Regions from separate parts of the Homo sapiens genome. Here region 1 is linked to region 2. A link is an interaction called in ENCODE POLR2A ChIA-PET data of the cell type or tissue named here. Cell type or tissue: GM12878. All regions are shown on one strand.

Region 1 (8,000 bases), 380 kb after region 2:
GTCACCCAGGCTAAACTGCAGTGGCATGATCATGGCTCACTGCAGCCTTGACCTTCTGGACTCAAGCAATCCTCCTGCCTCAGCATCTGGAGCAGCTAGGACTACAAACTTGTGCCATCACACCTGGCTAATTTTTTTTTTTTTTTTTTTTTTGAGACAGAGTCTCGCCCTGTCACCAGGCTGGAGTGCAGTGGTGTGATCTCAGCTCAACGCAACTTCCACCTCCCAGGTTCAAGCAATTCTCGTGCCTTAGCCTCCTGAGTAGCTGGGATTACAGACATGCACCACCAGGCCTGGCTGATTTTTGTATTTCAGTAGAGACAGGGTTTTGTTGGCCAAGTAGGTCTCAAACTCCTGACCTTAAGTGATCCGCCTGACTCGGCCTTCCAAAGTGCTAGGATTACAGGTGTGAACCACGGTGCCTGGCCACACCTGGCTAATTTTAAAATTTTGTAGAGATGTGGTCTTGCTATGTTCCCCAGGGCTGGTCTTGAACTCCTGGCCTCAAGTAATCCTCCCACCTCAACCTCCCAAAGTCCTGGGATTACAGGCATAAACCACCATGCCTGGCCTATTCAAGTTTTATCATGAGATTGCAGTAATTCAGTCACGTCTTCAGGCTCCACTTCTTTTTTTTTTTTTTTTTTTTTTTTTTTTTGAGACAGAGTTTCACTCTTGTGTCAAGGCTGGAGTGCAATGGCATGATCTCGGCTCACTGCAGCCTCCGCCTCACAGGTTCAAGCAATTCTCTTGTCTCAGCCTCCTGAGTAGCTGGGATTACAGGCGCCCACCACCACACCTGGCTAATTTTTGTACTTTTAGTAGAGACAGGGTTTCACCAGGTTGGCCAGGCTGGTCTCAAACTCCTGACCTCAAGTGATCTGCCCTCCTCAGCCTCCCAAAGTGCTGGGACTACAGGCATAAGCCATCGCTCCCAGCCCTCCAGGCTCTACTTCTATTTCTAGTTCTCTCTCTTTCTCTCTTACTCAGTCACTTAGGCTGAATGCAGTGGTGCAATCACAGCTCACTGTAGCCTCAACCTCCTGGGGTCAAGCAATTCTCCCACCTCAGCCTCCTGAGTAGCTGGGCCACAGGCCTGAGCCATCACTCCTGGCTAATTTTTAAAAAATGGTTTGTAGACCAGGGTCTTGCTATGTTGCCCAGGCTGGTTTCAAACTCCCATACTCAAGTGATCCTCCTGCCCTGGCTTCCCAAAGTACTGGGATTACAGGCATAAGCCACCGTGCCTAGCCTAATTCTAGGTCTCTTGCTATTTGTACCACATCTGCAGTTACTTCCTCCACTGAAGTCTTGAATCCCCTCAAAATCATTCATGAGAGTTGGAATCAACTTATTCCAAACTCATGTTCCTGTTAATATTTTAGCCTTCTTCTATGAATCACAAATGTTCTTTTTTTTGAGGCACAGTCTCTGTTGCCCAGGCTGGAGTACAGTGGCACAATTCATGGCTCACTGCAGCCTTGACCTCCCTGGACTCAGGTGATCCTCCTATCTCAGCCTTCCGAGTAGCTGGGACTACAGGCACATGCCACCATACCTGGCTAATTTTGTATTTTTTGTAGAGGTGGAGTTTTGCCATGTTATCCAGGCTGGTCTCAAAATCCTAGGCCCAAGCAATTTGCCTGCCTTGGCCTCCCAAAGTGATGGAATTAATGGCCACTGTGCCCAGCCACAAATTATTATAATTTTTTTTTTGAGACAGAGTCTTGATCTGTCACTTAGGCTGGAGTGCAGTGGTGCGATCTCGGCTCACTACAACCTCTACCCCCTGAGCTCAAGTGATCCTCCCACTTCAGCCTCCGAGTAGCTGGGACCACAGGTATGGGCCTCTACACCTGGCTAATTTTTCTATTTTTAGTAGAGACAGGGTCTCCCCATGTTGCCCAGGCCCGTCTTGAACTCCTGAGCCCAAGTGTCCACCCGCCTCTGTCTCTCAAAGTGCTGAGATTATAGACGTGAGCCACTGCACCCAGCCTCTACAAATGTTCTTAATGGCATCTAGATTGGTGAATTCTTTCTAGAAGACTTTCAATTTATTTTGCCCAGATCCATCAGAGGAATTACATCATGGTAGGTATAGCCTTATGAAAGGTATTTGTTAAATAATAAGATTTGAAAGTAGAAATTACTCCTTGCTCCATGGGTTGCTGTTAGCAGACATGAAAAGATTAATGTCCTTGTAAATCTTCATCAGAGATCTTGGGTGACCAGGGACATTGTCAGTGAGCACTAGTATTTTGAAAGGAATCTTTTTTTTAAGTAGTATATCTCAACAGTGAACTGAAAATATTCAGTAAACCATGCTGTAAACAGATGTGCTATCATACAGGCTTTGTTGTTCCATTTATAGAGCGCAGATAAAACAGATTTAGCACAATTCTTAAAAGCTAGGATTTTAGGAATGGTAAGTGAGCGTTGGCTTCCACTTAAAGTCACCAGCTGTCCCTAACAGGAGAATCAGCCTGTCCTTTGAAGCTTTGAAACCAGATATTGACTTCTCTGCAGCTATGAAAGTTCTAGATGGCATCTTCTTCCAATAGAAGGCTGTTTCATTTACATGGAAAATGTGTTGTTTAGTGTAGCCACCTTCAGTGATCTTAGCTAGATTTTCTGGATAACTTGCTGCAGCTTTTTCATCAGCACTTGCCACTTCCCCTTGCACCTTTATGTTATGGAGATTGCTTTTTTTTTTTAAACTTCATGAACCAACCTCTGCTGGCTTCCGACTTTTCTTGTACAGCTTCTTTACCCTTCACCCTTCATAGAATTGAAGAGAGTTAAGTCCTTGCTCTGGATTAGGCTTTGGTTTAAGGGAATATTGTGGTTAGTTTGACCTATCTGGACCATGGAAACTTTCTCCATATCAGCAACAGTAAGGCTGTTTTGCCTTCTCGTTATTCATGTGTTCACTAAAGTAACACTTTGAATTTCCTTAAAGAATTTTTCCTTTGCATTCACAATTTGGCTGTTTGGCACAAGAGGCCTAGCTTTTGGCCTGTCTATGTTCTTGACGTGCCCTTTTCACTAAGCTTAATTATGTTTAGCTTTTGATTTAAAGTGAGAGACATACAACTCTTTTACTTGAACACTTAGAGGTCATTGTAGTATCGTTTTGTCTCAGGAAATAGGGAAGCCTGAGGAGAGGAAGAGAGATGGGGGAATGGTTATTCCATGGTAACTCCCGTTATCGTCTCCCCAACCCTTGGCAACCTCTATTCTACTTTCTGTTTCTATAAAGTTGTTTATTCTATTTACACACACAACATTTATTGATTAAACTCACTGTCCTCTATGAGTGCAGTTTGTGGTGCCCCCAATTATAATAATATTGAAGGTCACAGATCACAGATCACCATGACAGATGTAATAAAGAAAATTTTGAAATATTTTGAGAATTATCAAAATGTGACATAGGGACATGAAGTGAGCACATGTTATTGGAAAAATTGTGCCAATACATTTGCTCGATGCAGGGTTATAAGAAACGCATAAAGCAAGGTACAATAAGACAAGGTATGCCTGTATCCAAGTTATACTGCTTATCATCAGGGACTTGTCTCATAAGCTGGAAACTAACATGATACTAATTCTTTTTTTTTTTTTTTTTTGAGACAGAGTCTGGCTCTGTGGCCCAGGCTGAAGTGCAGTGGTACGATCTCCGCTCACTGTAAGCTCTGCCTCCCAGGTTCACGCCATTCTCCTGCCTCAGCCTCCCGAATAGCTGGGACTACAGGAGCCTACCACCACGCCTGGCTAATTTTCTGTATTTTTAGTAGAGATGGGGTTTCACAGTGTTAGCCAGGATGGTCTCTATCTCCTGACCTCGTGATCCGCCCACCTTGGCCTCCCAAAGTACTGGGATTACAGGCGTGAGCCACCGTGTTCAGCCCACATGATACTAATTCTCAATGGGCAGAATGAAATAAAACCATTTATTGATATAGTGCTTTATGATTGTTCAAAGTTTATTATATGCATAAGTCATTTATTTGGGAAAGTTGAATACCATGTGGTATGTGATAGGGATAGAAAGATAGTAAGATTCCCGTTCTTTGAAGAAGTGAGGGAGGCACACATAGAAAAATAATCCATAATGCATGATTAAATGCTATAGTAAAGCTGCTTACAAAGGGGTTTGAGAATACAGAGGAATAACTGATTAACTTCCTCAGGAAGTCAAGAGCGAAATAATTCACTGAAAAGGTGATCTTTAGTAATTTAACAAAATGAGAAAGGGATAAGGACAGGAGGAACATAAATGAGGCCAGGAAAGCTGGAAAGTATGTTGTACCTTCACAGAAGGTCAAGCAGTAGAATAGGAGAGTGTAATATAAGGTACATGGTATTGAGAAGTAGGGGAAATTATGTCTGAGTTAAAGCTATTTGGGGCCAGAATAATGATGATTATTGTTATTACTATTTTATTGTGGTAAAACATCTATAACAAAATTTACTATTTTTACCATTTTAAGTGTATAATTTAGTGGCATTAAGTACATTCACAATGTTGTGTAACCATGATTACTACCATCTATTTCTAGAACTTTTTCACGATCCCAAACCAAACAAAACCTCTACCCATTAAGCAGTAATTCCCATTGCCCTTCCCTCCAGCCTGTGGTAACCTCTATTCTAGTTTCTGTGTCTATGAATTTGTCTATTCTAGATACCTCATATAGGAGGATTATACAATATTTGTCCTTTTTTATCTGGCTTATTTCACCTAGCATAATGTTTTCAAGATTCATTTATGTTGTAGCATGTATCAGAACTTCATTCCTCTTTATGGCTGATAATATTTTATTATGTGTATATACCATGTTTTGCTTTTCATTCATCTGTTGATGAACACTTGAGTTCTTCCCCTCTTTCAGTTATTGTGAGTAATGCCTCTATAAACGGTGGTGTACAAGTATCTGTTTGAGTCCCTGGTTTCACTTCTTTTATGTCTAGCAGTGGAAATGCTGGGCCATATTCTATATTTAACTTTTTTTTTTAGAGACAAGGTCTCTTTCTGTCACCTAGGCTGGGTACAGTGGCATGACTGTGGCTCACTGCAGCTTTGACCCACCTCAAGCGATTCTCCCACCTCAGACTCCTGAATAGCCGGGACTGCAGGTGTGTGCACCAAAAGCACAGGCAACAAAACTAAAAATTGACAAATGGGATTACATCAAATTGAAAAGCTCCTGTACAGCAAAAGAAAACTATCAACAGAGTCAAAAGGTACCTACAGAGTAGGAGAAGATATTTGGAAATCATATATCTGATAAGGGTTAATATCCAAAATATATAAGGAACTTATACAATGTAATAACAATGAACAACCTGTTTTAAAAATGGGCAAAGGACTGGAATAGACATTTCTTGAAAGAAGACATACAAGTGGCCAACAGGTACAGTCATATGGAAAAATGTTCAACATTATTAATCATCAGGGAAATGCAAATCAAAACTACAGTGAGATACTATCTCACACCTGCTAGAATGATTATTGTCAGAAAGGTGAAAGATAACAAATGTTGGTGAGGATGTGGAGAAAGGGGAACCCTTGAACATTGTTGGTGGGAATGTAAATAGCCATATGGAAAACAGTATGTAGTTTCCTCAGAAGTTAAAAATAGAACTATATTATGATCTGGCAATCCCACTTCTGAGCATATATTTAAAGGAAGGCTACCAGGGACTAGGGGAAGGGGCAAATGGGATGTTGGTCAAGGGGTACATAGTTTCAGTTATGCAAGATGAGTAAGTTCTGGAGATCAATGTATATAAGCATATCAAATCATCAAATTGTGTACCTTAAATATATACAATCTTTAATTGTCAAATATCCCTTAATAAAAAAGTAATTGAGAAAAAAGTAAATAAAATAAAAAAATTCTATGAGATTCCCAATTTATTGTTTTAGCTAAAAAGGCTAAAAGCTAAAGACTTTTTTTTCTTTTGTGTTGTTTTTAAGCCAGTCAAATTTAGCAGTGGGACTTTGTAGAAATAGTAAAGAAGACATTCTACTCCTTTACATAGTAATAGCTAATGTTTATTAAGCCCTTACCATGTGCCAGCCAGTGTTGTTAACACTTTATCTCTGGCATAAACTTTTTGACAATGCTATGAGTCAGATAATATTTTCTCATTTTATAGATAAAAGAACTGAAACAGAGAAGGTAAACAGTATGTCCAAGGAAATAGAGCTAACAAGTAGTGAATTCAGAATTCAGACTCAGGCAATCTAATTTTAGAGGCCCCACCCCCTCACCAGCTTTTGGTTTTTTTTTTGATACGGAGTTTCACTCTGTTGCCCAGGCTGGAGTGCAGTGGCATGATCTTGGCTCACTGCAACCTCCGCCTCCTGGGTTCAAGTGATTCTCATGCCTCAGCCTCCTGAGTAGCTGGAACTACAGGCAAATGCCACCATGCCTGGCTAATTTTTGTATTTTTTGTAGAGACTGGGTTTTGCAATGTTGGCCAAGCTGGTCTGAAACTCCTGACCTCAAGCGATCTGCTTGCCGTGGCCTCCCAAAGTACTGGGATTACGGGCGTGAGCTGCTGCACCCAGCCAGAGCCCCTTCTTTTAAGCACTATGCTATTGGGTTTCTGCATAGTCACAGTCTTAATTTACTTTGTGCAGCATTAATTACATGATGCAAGTTTAAGAATTATCCAGAGAAGAGCAATTAAAATCACCAAGGGATGAAAGGGTACTCACAAGAGAACCAACTAAAAAGACTTGGAAAGGCTGGGAGGCCAAGGCGGGAATCTCTCTGAGATTAGGAGTTCGAGACCAGCTTGGGCAACATAGTGAGAGTCTCTCTTTCTCTCTCTCTCTCTCTATATATATATATATGTATATATATATATATATATACACACACACACCCACACACACACACACACACACACATACATATTCAGATAGCCAGGTGTGGTGATGCACACCTATAATCCCAGCTACCTGAGAGATTGAGGTAGGATCCCAGGAGTTGGGATCAAACTCCTTTGATCCCAGGAATTTGAGGCTGCAGTGAGCTATGATTGTGCCACTGTACTCCAGCCTGGATGACAGTACAAGACCCTGTCTCAATCAATCAATCAGTCAATTAAAAAATACATAGGCCAGGCACAGTGGCTCACGCCTGTAATCCCAGCCCTTTGGGAGGCCAAGGCGGGCGGATCACGAGGTCAGGAATTTGAGACCAGCCTGACCAACGTGGTGAAACCCCATATCTACTAAAAATACAAAAATTAGCTGGGCATGGTGGCACACACCTGTAATCCCACTTATTCGGGAGGCTGAGGCAGGAGAATCGCTTGAACCCGGGAGGCGGAGGTTGCAGTGAGCCGAGATTGTGCCACTTCACTCCAGCCTGGGCGACAGAGTGAGACTTCATTTCAAACAACAACAACAACAAAACGAACAAGCAAAAAACAAACATACATACATACCTGGAAAAGTTCTTAAAAGAACATATGACTAAAGAATATGGATATAAACTTTCCATACCAAATCCTGCAAGGTAGTTTTATACTTATACATGTTCTACTTATAAATGACCCATTCTTATAGATTATGCCACTGCCTTGATGCTACATGTGGTATTTCTTACCTTAACTGAAAAAGAGAAAACTATTTTAGAGCTTAGTGGGGAAAGTTTCTTAACAGGTTTTACTTCCCTAAATGGTTCCCCTCCCTAAGAGGAAAAACATTTTTCCCCAAAAATGTTGGGGAAATGCCTCCAATTAAAGAGGCATTCCAGGCACCATAACTTTAATGTGAATTAATGGCATAGTGCCTGTATTTTTCAAATGAAATTCAGGACATGATGTCTGAAAAAGATTGCTTTTCTTTTTTTTTTTATTATTGTGGTAAGTGTGTATGTGGTAAAAAACACATACCTTCAAAGGAGTGGGGAGAGACAGTCCTTCGAAGGGCCTGGGATGAGAACTAGAAATATTTGCCAATGTTAATGAACTATCAA
Region 2 (8,000 bases):
CTCTCAGGACAGAGACTCGTTATGAATCACACTGGGACTTCTGGGTGGTGGGCCACAAACCAGGTCTTTCAAAGGACTCCGTCAGAACTTTCTTTGTGCAGGGCCTATTAACTACTTCTTCACTGATGCCAAGAGAGTGAGAAGAGCTTAAAGAGGTATTTCAGGTTCTCTGGGAGCAGAGGAAACATGTTCCACTCTATCCCATGCAGCATATCCTATACTATTATCTCTCTCAGAGCAACTGAAATGGAACAGTGAGAGACAGTAGCATATTTTCATTGCTTTTCTCTACAAATTTTACTTTGCACCAAGCTGGCTTTTACATTGTGATCAGCTGGTGCTTTTTTTTTTTTAATGAAAAAATGTTTTTCACAAACACTACTACAGTATGATGTGAGTTTTACGGGCTGAAGAAGTTTGCTTCCATACATACAACAACCAGATTAGCAATGGGACAGAGATAGCTATAGGGAAAACATGCTTCTGTGATGGAAATCATACAGACTTTTAATAAGAATCCTGCCTTTCATAAAACAACTCATTCTCATGGGCTGCGAGTTCAGATGCACTTGTAAGGCTCTTAGCTGGTAAGAACCCTGAACTTGGTAGATCCAACTTCAGATTTCTTCCACTTCACAGGAAGAAAAAGGAAGCATGGCTTTTCTCTTGGAGTAGTTAGGAAATAAGGATATATCCCACTACCCATTCCCTACAGCTACATAAAAAAGACCTTTTTCTGGTTACTTTTCAGCACCTGGTGAATCCCCCTGCTCCCCCGCCGTGAAGACATAGTTCCCTCAAGTTCCCATTTACCAGTTACCAGTGTTAGATGCATTGTTTTGAGCTGCAGGGCTCTTGCATAGACTAATGAAGAGAAGCATCTTCCTTTGCTCTTTCTCCAAGGCTGGGGTGGGGGTGAGGGGAATGAGGAAAGAGGTAGACATAGAATTCCATGAAATTTAAATCCCCAGTAGGTATGCAAAGGTAGAATCAACTTAGAGCTCTGCGCAGAGGCACCTTTCACAGAGGGTTGCGACAAAGCCCTTCCTTTGAGGCACTCACACCTGTGGCTGGTGGAGTGGCCTGAGGCAGCACTGGGTGAAATCACATGCAGCTGAACCATCATGATGGGCTCCCTACAAGCCAACGGCAGGGGCAAGATTTTAGGAATTTTACAACTTCCTGGGCTTGTGGATCCCCTTGCACTTCCTGATGCCAGCTGCGTCCTGGGATACCCTCTCCATGGTCTCCCAGTCCTAAGTCCAGGGGTTTCTGGAATATTCTGTGACAGTCAGTCTTTTCTTTTGATGAGATGGCAAAGCCGTCTTCCCTTCCCTTTGCCTGCAGGTGCCCTGGCACTGTGGCTAAACTGTGCGTTGAATGTTGTGCCATTGATTATACCGGAGAAACAGGCACTTGCGCTGACAGGTGATTACTGTTTAGTCACAAAGTCAGAGCTCCAAGCCTGAGGACATTTATCTTCAGGACAAGTGAGCTGAGGCAGAGCACCCAAATCCTCACCCTGCAGCTACTTCTGAGGTTATTCTCTTCCCAAAGACATTATTGGATCAAAATAACTTATTAAGCACTCGTTTAAAAAATAAATTTATATTTTATGAACCACAACAGTGCCTATACATATTTGAAAATACTAGTGCATATAGGTACAACCCATTTATTCTCTCTATATGGTGCACAGAATGATTCATGAGCCTCTTGGAATCACTGTGCAGCTCTGAGGGTGGGATAATTCCTATTTTTGCTCCTCCCTGGAACGCCTGGTTCTGGTTCTCTATGGTTTGCCTATTCTTTAGGGAAGGGACTGAGGTAGCAAGCAGTAAGCAAGCTTGGGCCAGTGACCTAAACTATTTAAGGTTAATTGCATTTTCTGTCTCATCATCGATATCCATGGGCAGGAGAGGAGCTTTATTTTAACCCATCATGGATGAGGTTAATCCCAGGCTCTCTGGCATGCAGCATCCTGATGAGAGAAGCCAAGATGCAGAAAGCTCCACTCATTAGGCTCCACTTTATTCAATCCTGCTTACTTGTGAGGCACACAAGCACCTCACAAGCAAGTGCAAACGAAGTAGAGTCTAGCAGAGGGTAAGAGTGATTCCAACTTCCTCCTGGCTACATGCTATGACCTTGGTTCACAATCTGTTAAAGGGTAGCTGGCCTTGGTTTCACGGGCCCTTAGAGAAGGCAGAGGTAAAATGGAGGGATTACAGAAAGTGGGCACCCGTAGCCCAAAGTACAAGAGTCCAGAGGTGGAAGAAAGCCACACTGATACTAGGCACCCTGGAGGAAGGGCAACAGTTGAACGAGTTGTCCTTGGAGGCCTGCCGGGGAAGAAACAGGCACCAGGGATGGGATGGCATCTTAGCCTGCATTCTAGCTTAACTATATATATTTAAATTTCTTGTAGGCCAAAGACTTCCTTGCTTTCCTTCCATGCCTTTTAGTGGTGTGAGGGCATGAGTGGCATGCCGATGTCTGCCAGGTTCCAGAGCAGATGCTGTGTAAAAGCACTTTAATGTTACAGAGGAACAGCCACAGTAGGTCATCTTCTCAGGGCCATGGCATTAGTGAGCTGAGCAGAAAAGTGTGAATTAATTTCTGGGGTGCAGTCCCTGCCTCTATGGTCACATGCTACACCCAGCCCAGCTTTCTGAGGCAGAGGGAGGGTGTGGGGCACAAGTGCTAACAGCAGAACCTCAGATTCCCTAACTTCAGCACCTTCTTTACACTTTCTTTGAAGGGAGGGAACCCCTGCTGAGCTCTTGGCCCAGGAGCTCACTTTTCCTGCTTAGTCGTAAACCAATGAAATCTGTCCAGGAACTGCTGAGGCTGCAGCTAGAAGAGCAGCCAGCTCACTCTGGGAGAAGATTAAGAAAGCTCATTCCAGGGGGAAATGCAGAGACGTCCATCTGCAAGCAATACTCTCTTGAGTAGCAGGTCACCACAAATGTGGCAGGGCCATAGCTCACCCCTACCCAGGTACTCCCTTCTGTTTCCTACTCTCAGAACTCAGCCATCAGGCTGGGAAGAACAGGGCCCAAGCAGGCTCTGGTATCTAGACTACAATGCCAGGAGGCTGCTGTGGGGCCACGTAACCATGTGGCTCCTGGAGGAGTGGTGAGGCCCCAAAGTGGAGGGAAATCAGAGCTCAGAAGGAGAAAGGATCAGTGCTTCTTAGCCACTGTTCTCACCAAATCCTTAAATACAGCAACTTCTTTGCCCCAACAACTCCCTTCTACATGCAAATTGAGAGCTGGGGTGATTTTCATGAAGCCACACAGATATCTCTAGGTTCAGATGCCAGGTGCAGTGCTGCAGGGAGCCCTGTTGGCAGTCCTCACTTGGGTCAGAGAACTGGCTTTGCTCATCGCCACATGGTGTGACACGCAGGATGTGCACGTGGGGTGGGGAAATCACATTCAGTCTGGAACATGGAGGTCACCGTGCGCAAGGAAATGTCATGGGAGGGAGGACTAAGTGTTCTGTCAGCACAGATGGCCCAAAGCAGACTCAACAAGGGCAATTAAGACCCTCTGAGCAGAACTTCAAACCTGCTGTTGTACAGCTTGTAAGAGCAAGGCTAACAAGAGGGCCAGTCTTATTGAGATATCAGTGGTGATGCTTCAAGAGACAAGGTGTCTCATTTCTATATGAAATCTTTGTACCCTGTGAAGTGTCTGGAAAGAAAAAGAAAAACAGAGCCAGGTCTGAAGAAAAGCAGACAACTCGTTCATCTTTCTTATCTTTGGAGAAGCCACTTTTACAAGTAAGGTGACTCTTAAAAGCATCACTGCATCTTGCTATTGATTGAATAAATTTTAGTTGTATTTTTCCAACCAGTGCTGAATATCTCAGTGGACTAGTCATGTCACAGCTGCAGAACTACTGGAAACTCAGCCAGGCTTGTTAGGAAAAAACTCATTGCTTTGTATTTGTGAAGCTCATATTCTCTTTCTCTATTCTCTGTCTCTCTCTCTCTCTTCTCTTTCTCTCTCACACTTATACCCCCCGATCCCCACTCCCAACACACACACACATTCTCTAATACAGCTGCACTTCTCATACAACGCTGCTTCAAATAACTTGTAAAGAAAATCTAGAATTTGGGGAAAGATCGACTTCCCCTTGCTCCAACCCTAAGGACAGTTTGACAACTCATTTTATTGCTGCTTTTTTCTTTTTTTTTTTGCAAAAGACAAATGCATGTTTGGCAAAATCTGGGAATTTCTGGGGTTTTAGGGAGTATCCTGGATGGCCAGGGTCAGGAGAAATATGATAAACTCACTGGTCCTCATAACTCTTTGATTATTTCCCTCCTCTTCACAAAAAAATTGTTTACTGGCCAGTGCCAACATATGTGATGGATCCTGAGGTAGACACATTTCATTAGCAAACAGGTCAGGATCTTTGAGTCCTGAGTGCAGTCTGGGTGCAGTTTCCTTTTCAACTCTCCTATCAGGTTACTTATGTTCCTTAGAAGTTGAGGCACAGGGAGCAGAAAGGGGAGGAGCTCTGGGAAGGCAAAGGCTTTGAGAACGAGCACTAAGTAGACTTAGAGTCAAGGCCCTGGTCTGCCACTTCTCAGCTTGTGATCTCAGACCCATCCCTTAATGTACTCAAGCTTCAGCTTCCTTATCTCTAAAACAGAGTTAATCTTACATCTAAGGATGACTGTGGGGCTAAAATCAAGACACAAAATATACATAAAAACCCTGTGAGTTTTCGTGCCAACTTCCTCAGCCTCTTGAGACCTCTTCTTCCTCCAGGATGGATGGACTTGAATGCACAAGGCCTCAGCAATGAGTCAATGCACTCAAGGAACAGAAGCCTGTCCTCCCTGGACAAGAATGCATGAATGGATCTTGGCTACATGTCCACCTTGTAGTGTCCCCAAGATCTGGGAGTGGCTACCATTTTGGAAATATGCCCAAAGTGGCTCTTAAAGTACAAATCTGCGTCTTCTTCTTACCCAAGGCTATTTTTTTCCTGATCAGAAGAGTAGAAAATTTCAAATATATGTAATCAAACCAAATCCCCTCAGAAGCCTGGCAGCCTCTAATCAGTGCCACAGAGACAAAGGCAGAGCTTCTGTGACAGGCTCCTGACATGCTCCCTAGAAAGGAGGAGCTGAATAAGGGGAATAAGATATGACACAATTCCAATAGACACTATACCTTTTAATGCCTTGGCTTTAATTAGAATAAAAAGAAAAAAAGCATTTGGCAAAATATATTTCAAGAAATTAACTCAGCGTCCTGATCTCTCTCAAAAAACAGAACAGGTTCCCTCTGTAGTTAAACCTATGGGAGCTACCTGTAGCATTAGACTCTTCCCCCTGGGATTCCCCAGGGCACTGCACAACAGGATATTGACAGATAAATGAGAGAGGGATGGGCAAGTAGGGCCCACAGCTCTCTGACTGAAGCCCCAACTTCCCCAGAGCATGCCCAGTCACACACAGCTGCTGGCATCCTATCCCAGGACCAGACAAGTCATTTTCACTGCTTCTCCTGAGAAGGACAGCCAGGGCCTCCCTTGAAAGCCCCTTGTCACAGCAAACAGAACTCTGAAGAAGAGTTCCATGGTCTGCCTTGATCTGTGGTCCCACTAGAGGAACAAAAGCCACGTTTATGCCTCCCTTCCCAGCACTGAGTAGAAACAACCTCACTGGAACAACAATAGTGAGAGTCCCAGGAGAGGAGTGAGACAGCTGGGGCCCAGAGCCAGACAGATGGGTGGAGAGACAGTTTCCTGTACAAATACCGAGGCCTAGGAAAGCAGCAGGACAAACCCCGAATCTTCCAATAGTGGTTGTCCCACTGGTGGAGGAGAAGAGGAGAAGGAGGCAAGATAGGAGGCAGACAGCTAGCTCACTCAGAAGGCTGACTTTCCTTAATAAACAGCAAATTAGGAAGCATACCATACTCCGGACCATTGGTTCTCACACCTGAGTCCACCTCAGAATCACCTGGAGGGCTTGTTAAAATACAGATTGCTGGGCCCCGCCCCTAAAGTTTCTAGTTCATAGGTCTGCTGTGGGGCCTGGGAATTGGCATTTCTAACAAGTTCCCAGGTGATGCTGCTGTTGCTGGTCTGGGGATTACTGGCATCTGATGGTCTTGTAGCTCTTGAAGCCAAGATTACAGGGATAAGGGAAAGAGAAGCAGATATTTGACCTCTGTCACAATCCAACTCTGTTAGCACAAACCCCACTTTCATTAACCTTCCACGTTTTCATATAACAAGAGTACCAACTTCAGAGCATTAGACTGTGAGTTAAATATTACAGAGAAACACTGCTTCTTCCTACCAGGTTTTTAAATTCTGCCTTTCATGACAGTGGGCAGCTACCCAACTCTGGCTTGCAAGTTCGAGTCCCCAATTACCATTTATTTTCAATGGCTAACTAGCTCAAAACTCACTGCACTTTTGCTATGAACTAGATCATCAGAAAATAAAGCCAGCAGTTATCATCAAACTCAATCCGGGGAAAGAACTCCCCTTCTCACCCCAGATCTGCTGTCAGTGACAGGGAGTCTGTTCCAGAACATGTCCTATCCTGGCCTTTGGGCTCTCTTGTCTAGGAGGCGGGGCTGGAAGGTGCCCCAGTACCTCATCCTGCTGTCTCCTCCCTACATCTACGCTCCTTGAGGCTCCTTAGTCAGAATTCTGTCTTGGCTGTCAAGACCAGCCTTCTCCTTTCTCTCCTTTTCCTGAGAGAGGATCCAGCTGCCCCTCCATGGAGGGTTGGGGTGGGTATAGGAAATATGCTCTGAGCATGTAGTTCCATGCCAAGGAGGCAAGTCCTCCATGTTCAACTTTGGCAGGGAGTTTGGGGCAGGAGGGAAGCGATGGGAGTAAGAAAAGGCACATTCTGACTGTGATCTCTTGGGCAGGTCATTTTCCCTTTCTGTGCCTCAGTTTCTCTATCTGCAAATAATCTCATGTCCTCTTATGTGCTCAAAATCCTCTGATTCTGTTATTAGTCAATCAAAGTAATAACATCCCAGGTCCATCTTCTAAACAAGGATTTAAAACAGTTTTTTTTTCTTTAAAAAGGATAATCGGGTAGCTTTAACAGGTAGATGTTTATTGCTAGTGTAATTAATCTAAAAAACTCAGGGCCATTGCTCAAAGTAAATGGAAAGAGTAACTAAACAGAATCCATTCAATTTTAGAAACTGCCTCTAGCAGGCCTGACACAGTGAACACCATTATGTGAAACTATTATCCTGCTAGAGTCTGGTCATTTTACATTCCACTGTGAGCGATGGAAAAGTCCCATTAGATCATCTAATGCCCGCCTCCAGCCTCATAAAATGAGGATCGTTGCAAGATCTTCTCAGAGTGGATCCTCAGGCTAATACCAGCCTCTGTCCTTCCCAGGCCCACTATTTCCTAAACTATAACCCAGGCAGCAGCGGGACTGCTGGATTTCTATATGCGAGGGCTTTAGGCGTGACAGTCTGGCTGGGGTGAGGGTGGGGAATAAAGATTTATTTGTATGATCTTGTGTATAAGATTGAGAACTCTTCAACTGTCCAGATAAAGAAGGGATAGGAACTGACAGAGATGGAAAGGGGCTGATAAAGTGTCCCTTGCAACCTCATCTCACTTAACCAGAGGCAGAGCCTCTGAAACGTGGCTGAGGCAGAAGCTGCGGATGTGCTTTCAGACAAGTACCATTGGGTCCCTCAACTTGTTAGTTTCCTGAAGGTTCTCCCACATGTGGTATTTCAGTGGCTGAGCAGCAACAGATGTCTTTTGGTCTATAAATAATTCTTGGGGCCAGGCGTGGTGGCTCCCGCCTGTAATCCCAGCCCTTTCGGGGGACAAGGAGAGCAGATTATCTGAGGTCAGGAGTTTGAGACTAGCCTGGCCAAAATGGTGAAACCCCATCTCTACTAAAAATACAAAAACAAATTAGCCGGGTGTGGTGGCGGGTGCTTGTAATCCCAGCTACTTGGGAGGCTGAGGCA

Evidence for each region. ChIA-PET counts read pairs that join two places held together with the same protein. Peaks named below come from ENCODE experiments on the same cell type or tissue, not always from the same donor. Only the 100,000 strongest peaks of a DNase experiment are listed, where the experiment ranks them.
Region 1: POLR2A ChIA-PET joins it to region 2 with 14 read pairs; 2 of 35 experiments call an interaction of 5 or more read pairs at or near these places.

The regions. Positions count from the first base shown.
Region 1 is chr15:44,303,602-44,311,601 of GRCh38, forward strand. All of the region lies in intron 1 of GOLM2 (golgi membrane protein 2), which reads left to right. Among named protein-coding and RNA genes, the nearest start is that of GOLM2, 19 kb to the left of the region's middle. In GM12878, no CTCF peak of the experiment used is centred here; DNase peaks (open chromatin) are centred at 4,980, 5,511 and 6,183; H3K4me3 peaks cover 2,349 bases; H3K27ac peaks cover 3,026 bases.
Region 2 is chr15:43,927,391-43,935,390 of GRCh38, forward strand. All of the region lies in intron 1 of FRMD5 (FERM domain containing 5), which reads right to left. Among named protein-coding and RNA genes, the nearest start is that of WDR76, 100 kb to the left of the region's middle. RefSeq lists enhancers at 525-1,176, 1,177-1,826. In GM12878, no CTCF peak of the experiment used is centred here; no DNase peak of the experiment used is centred here.